Linked DNA regions of Homo sapiens: region 2 is linked to region 1. Evidence: read pairs that join two places in POLR2A ChIA-PET (ENCODE). Cell type or tissue: PC-9. All regions are shown on one strand.

Region 1 (2,500 bases):
GCATTGGGCCACTGTGCCCTGCCTATGTTACTTGTAATACCCAATACAATGTGAACGTTATGTAAATAATTGTTATCCTATAGGGGATAATGACAAGAAAAAAGTCTGTACATATTCAGTATAATGCAATATTTGGTTCTGAGTATTTTTGATCCGAGGTTGGTTGAAGCCAAGATGCAGAACTCTCCTTATAAAAAGGACCAACGGTATACTTTGTTTTCCATCTGCTCTTGAATTTATATGTGTCATCTACCCACCAGGGAACACAGCTTTTTAAACCTATAATCTAAACAACAAAATTAAAATGGGAGTAGAAGACCAAGGTGAACAAATTGCTGGCATTTACCTGGAAATTGTTGTATTTGTAAAGGGTTCCTCCAGTGAGCTGAGGAACCAGCCCCAGCGAGGCCACGTCCACATACTGACTAGGAAAGAGGAAGAGTGTCACAGAGCAGCCGTGAGCCACGCAGTCCTTGGCCAATGAGTCATAGACATTTGTTTGGGGCTGGAAAAGTATCTGGAAAAAAGATGCAAAAAAAAAGAAAAAATAAAAATTACAAAATGTTTTTGGTTTAAATTTTAAATTTCTATTGAATTCTTATTGAATTTTCAAAATGGAAAAATAGACATTTTCCCGTTAAGTGAACTGGGCTGAAGAAACACACTGTGGTCATCATCAGTGCAGTGGCCACCTGCTGAGCACCCAGTCTGTGCCAGGTCCGTGCTGTGTGAAATAATTGTGTGTTTAATTTTATTTGATACTCCATCAATCCTAATGGAGCTGATACTGCAGCCCTTACTTTACAGACTTAGATGAGGCAACTTGTGTGTTGCCGTGTAACCACTAGTTGGGTCCCTATATCCATAGCCTTATCCTTCCCACAGACATTCCCCTCACTGCTACACTGTCAGAGGTTTTAGGTGAAGGCATATTTTGAGAACCCCACACCTGTGCTTCATGCCTCAGGCCTCTGCCGCCAAGGGAAGAGTTTGTCTAACATGGTAAAACTCCTGACCTCGTAATCCACCTGCCTTGGCCTCCCAAAGTGCTGGGATTACAGGCATGAGCCACCGCGCCCAGCCTGGGGCCTTATTTTAATTTACATATTTCAGACATCGGTTTTTCTAGGAATATAAAATATTTTAAGTTGTCTGTAATCCAAAATATTCCTGTAATATGCAATGCCCTGGACTTAATTTATGAGATTTAGTTTCTCCCCTTTTTTCTTACATGAAGAACACACTGCCTCTTTAACTCCTCTTAATAATTGACATATGGATACTCAAAGAGTTACAAAGTACCTTCTCTTTGTCTGTATTAACCAGTTTTTTGTCATCTCTGTTTTTGAGCTTCCCTGGTGCTTCAGCAGTTGGCAAGGAAGAATGGAAGATGAACAGCTTCCCAGGACAGTCTGCTGCCTAAAAAAAAAAAAAAACCCAAAAACCCACAGAAAATGCCGTGAGTAGGAACATTTTAAGAGAATCAGAAAATAAAATATAAGTTCTTTCTATGAGCTAAGCACTATATTCATTTAATTTAATCCTCATAATAACCTTTGTGTCCTTGGGCAGGTACTATTCTATTTTACAGATTAGAAAACTGAGGCTGAGAGAGGACAAGCCAAAAGTCATAAAATTTGTAAATGAAAGAGAGCCAACATTTAAAGATAGGTCTGTGTATCATAACACTTTAAAAAAACTATTAAAATGATGTGTTACGACGAAATACTTTCTTATTTAGCCTACAGTATAGTCTTTCAGGACCAGGTAAATCCCATAATGTAAAGTAGATGGTAGAATTCCCAGGATGGTGATGCCAGAGAAGTTCTTATTTCAAATCTTCAGTAAACATGGATTAAAGCTACAGTGGTATTTTGAGGAAGAATGCATAAGAACGTAGTGGTGGTGTGGCAACAGTAGACAACAGGAACCAGCTATGAGGCATGAGGCCAAAAGGAAAAGTGTGGGATCAAGATTATATATCTGTAGTCTCTGGGAAGCAACAAAAAGAAGAGTCAAAGCTCCATGACAGTCAAGTCAGCATTAAGAATCAAGATTTAAAATTTTATTTAAGGAGCTAAGAAGTAACCTACTAAGCAAAATTTCCTGGAATTAAGTATGATTCAATATATTGTCCTTCCAACCCCTGCCTTTTTCCAAGCCATACTGCACACTGCTCCAGAGCACTGCCTCTGAAGTGAAGACAATAGCTCTGATCAGGTATGTGGCTTTTATCCTTATGAATCCTGAAGAGCTGAGCACAGTAGCTCACGCCTGTAATCCCAACACCTTGGGAGGCCAATGCAGGAGGACTGCTTGAACCCAGGAGTTTGAGACCAGCCCAGGCAACATAGTGAGACTCTTGTCTCTACAAAAATAAAAAGACTAGCTGAGCATGGTGATGCATGCTTGTAGTCTCAGCTACTCAGGAGGCTGAGGTGAGAGGATTGCTTAAGCCTAGGAGTTTGAGGCTGCAGTGAGCTATGATCATGCCACTGCA
Region 2 (2,500 bases), 170 kb after region 1:
CGCACCATTGGACTCTAGCCTGGGTAATAAGAGTGAAACTCCATCTCGAACAGAAAACAAACCAACCAACAAACAAAAAAAACAAAGAAACAAACAACAAAAAAGAAACAAACAAAAGAAACTCACCTTAAATTCAGAGAATTCAACCATGGTAATCTCTTCAATGAATAATAGTGTCAGAGTTTTGTGATTCAATAGATGAAAATCCAGCTTTTTAATTTTTGAATTCTTCTTCTGTAGCTTTGCTGTTAGAAATAGAAACAATTTGGTCAAAACCAAAACGTGGTTTCATGCTATGTAAATACATGTGCATATATGAATGTTTGTCCCTTATTATATGTGACTTCCAGGCAGCAATGCTAATACAATATTTCAATCTGTAAGAACGATTTTGTGTTACTAAATAGGCATCATCATTTATGCTTTTGAAAAGAGATTTTTTATTATGCCATGAGTCATTTCTCTAGTCCATTCTGAGACACTGATAAAAAAGATTTGTGATAGAAATACTTTGGTATAATGTAAGGAGAATAACATGATTGCAAAATATTGGAAAAATAGCTAAATATATAGTAGCAGGCCCTATATACTAAATTTTTACATTCTGTCACTTTCTAAATTCAAAGAACAAAAAAGTTAGAAGTACAAACTGAATTGGCAGTTTTCCCATCAAATTGTTGAGTTAGGTAGAAGAGAAAGTAGGTGAAGAGTGCCTGCTGCATGAGCTTACCTTTAGCAATCCTTCCCATTCAGCTTTTTATACAAATTCTTTGCCATACAAATTCCACATTATAAAAACTTTCTAGAAACTGAAAGTTCTTTTTTTAAACTTTAAAAAATCCATTTTTTAAACAATGTTTGCCAACATATAATTCCAAACTGAAACCAGATGTCTTAATGTTTGCTGAAAAAAGTTATTTTATCATTTCACATGTACCCAGGTGTGTATATTTATATAATTTGTTTATATGTAATAGATTATGGTATATGAAAAACATTAAACAAACCTACAGATGTGTTTGGCTAAGTGGTTCATCCAATAGGTAATGTATTTTACACATTATTTCATAGTATTCTGTTCGTTGGTTGTTGAGACTATGTTCAAATAGAAATGGAAAGGGGTTTATCACTAGAAACAGGTTTGATTTCCTTAAAAGGCAGTTGTTTCTTTTTTCCTTTGCTTCTCTGGAGAATTGGCTGCAAACTGGGAATAGTTCTCCTCTGACTCATTTGCAGAGCAGCACTAGAGCATATAGAGTTCAGATAAAATTATAATGAAACATTCTAATTTGATGATGTGGAACAAGAGAGTAGTTTCTAAAAGAAAATTTTACAGATTGCGTTTACTTAAATCTGCTTTGCAGATAAAGTAAGTTGTTCCTTAAAAACAACTTAGTCCAAACATCGGGATAAGATTTTCATTTGCCTTTCAAACTCAATATTGCTAGTTTGCCAGAAGACATGACATACACAGTTATATTAGGTAGCAATAATTTAATTCTTCATCAAGTATTTTGAAGGTAATGCAATGACTATTTTAGATTTCCAAGTCCATCAAAATACAGATTAAAAAGTTTTAAAATGTTTTTAAAAATATTATTAATTGTACCAACCAGACAGAATATGCTAAAATTAGGACTATTATGAAACTAAATATACATTTTAAAAATTCTATGGCAGCACCAGCAGAAATGTTTTGCCATTTTTAGCATGGTGTTCCTAATGAATATATGCTTTGAATACAGACACTGATTCAGTCATGTGCACAAGTATTCAAAAATACTCATTGAATATTTAATCAAAAAGGCTTGCTTATTGAATACTTACATAATATGAGGGAGAGCAAATATTAGGCATTAATATGACAGGAAGCGCTAGTCGATCATTGCACTCATTCTTCTGAGCCTGGATTGAGCCTCCCTGTCTCTCAAGCTTGTTTCCTTGTCAGTCATTTGGAATTGATGAGAATTGGACTTTGAGCTGAAACCTCTTTGTAGTCACTGTACTTAGCCATACTCCCCTCTCATAATTTGGCTACTTTTTGCATACCGAAGTAATTGACTGAAAAAATAAAAGTTTATTCATCTAGGTATCAACTTTTAAAGCTGTTTTGATGTCAGTAAACATCAGTTAAGGGCATACCATAAATCAAACTGGGCTCTAGGGATGCCAGGATGAATATTATAAAGTTCTTCTCTTCAAAAAGCTTACATATTATAGAGGCAGTCAAATATGTGACCCAATTAGTGTAATATGATTTTGCAAGTGTTATTGTAGAAGATGGTATAGGGGACAGTGGAGGCACAAAAGAGGATGGAGAGAGATCGGAAAGTTTTCTAGAAGGTGGAATATATAGCTCGAAATATGAGAAGGTGTCTTTCAGGATGGAGGAGAGAATCACAGAAAGTGTTCGAGGCAACAGCCTTAAGGCATAAACCAGCACGATCTGTTAAAGAGACTGAGTACAGGAGTTGGCTACAACCAGAGGCTCACTATGCAG

Evidence for each region. ChIA-PET counts read pairs that join two places held together with the same protein. Peaks named below come from ENCODE experiments on the same cell type or tissue, not always from the same donor. Only the 100,000 strongest peaks of a DNase experiment are listed, where the experiment ranks them.
Region 2: POLR2A ChIA-PET joins it to region 1 with 8 read pairs; 2 of 35 experiments call an interaction of 5 or more read pairs at or near these places.

What each region holds. Positions count from the first base shown.
Region 1 is chr4:118,743,642-118,746,141 of GRCh38, forward strand. SEC24D (SEC24 homolog D, COPII component) reads right to left here. Exons shown (of 23, transcript NM_014822.4): 14 at 1,303-1,419; 15 at 347-517. Among named protein-coding and RNA genes, the nearest start is that of METTL14, 60 kb to the left of the region's middle. In PC-9, no CTCF peak of the experiment used is centred here; no DNase peak of the experiment used is centred here.
Region 2 is chr4:118,917,345-118,919,844 of GRCh38, forward strand. The region is part of intron 1 of SYNPO2 (synaptopodin 2); the gene reads left to right. Among named protein-coding and RNA genes, the nearest start is that of SYNPO2, 30 kb to the left of the region's middle. RefSeq lists an enhancer at 1-360. In PC-9, no CTCF peak of the experiment used is centred here; a DNase peak (open chromatin) is centred at 1,217; H3K27ac peaks cover 1,554 bases.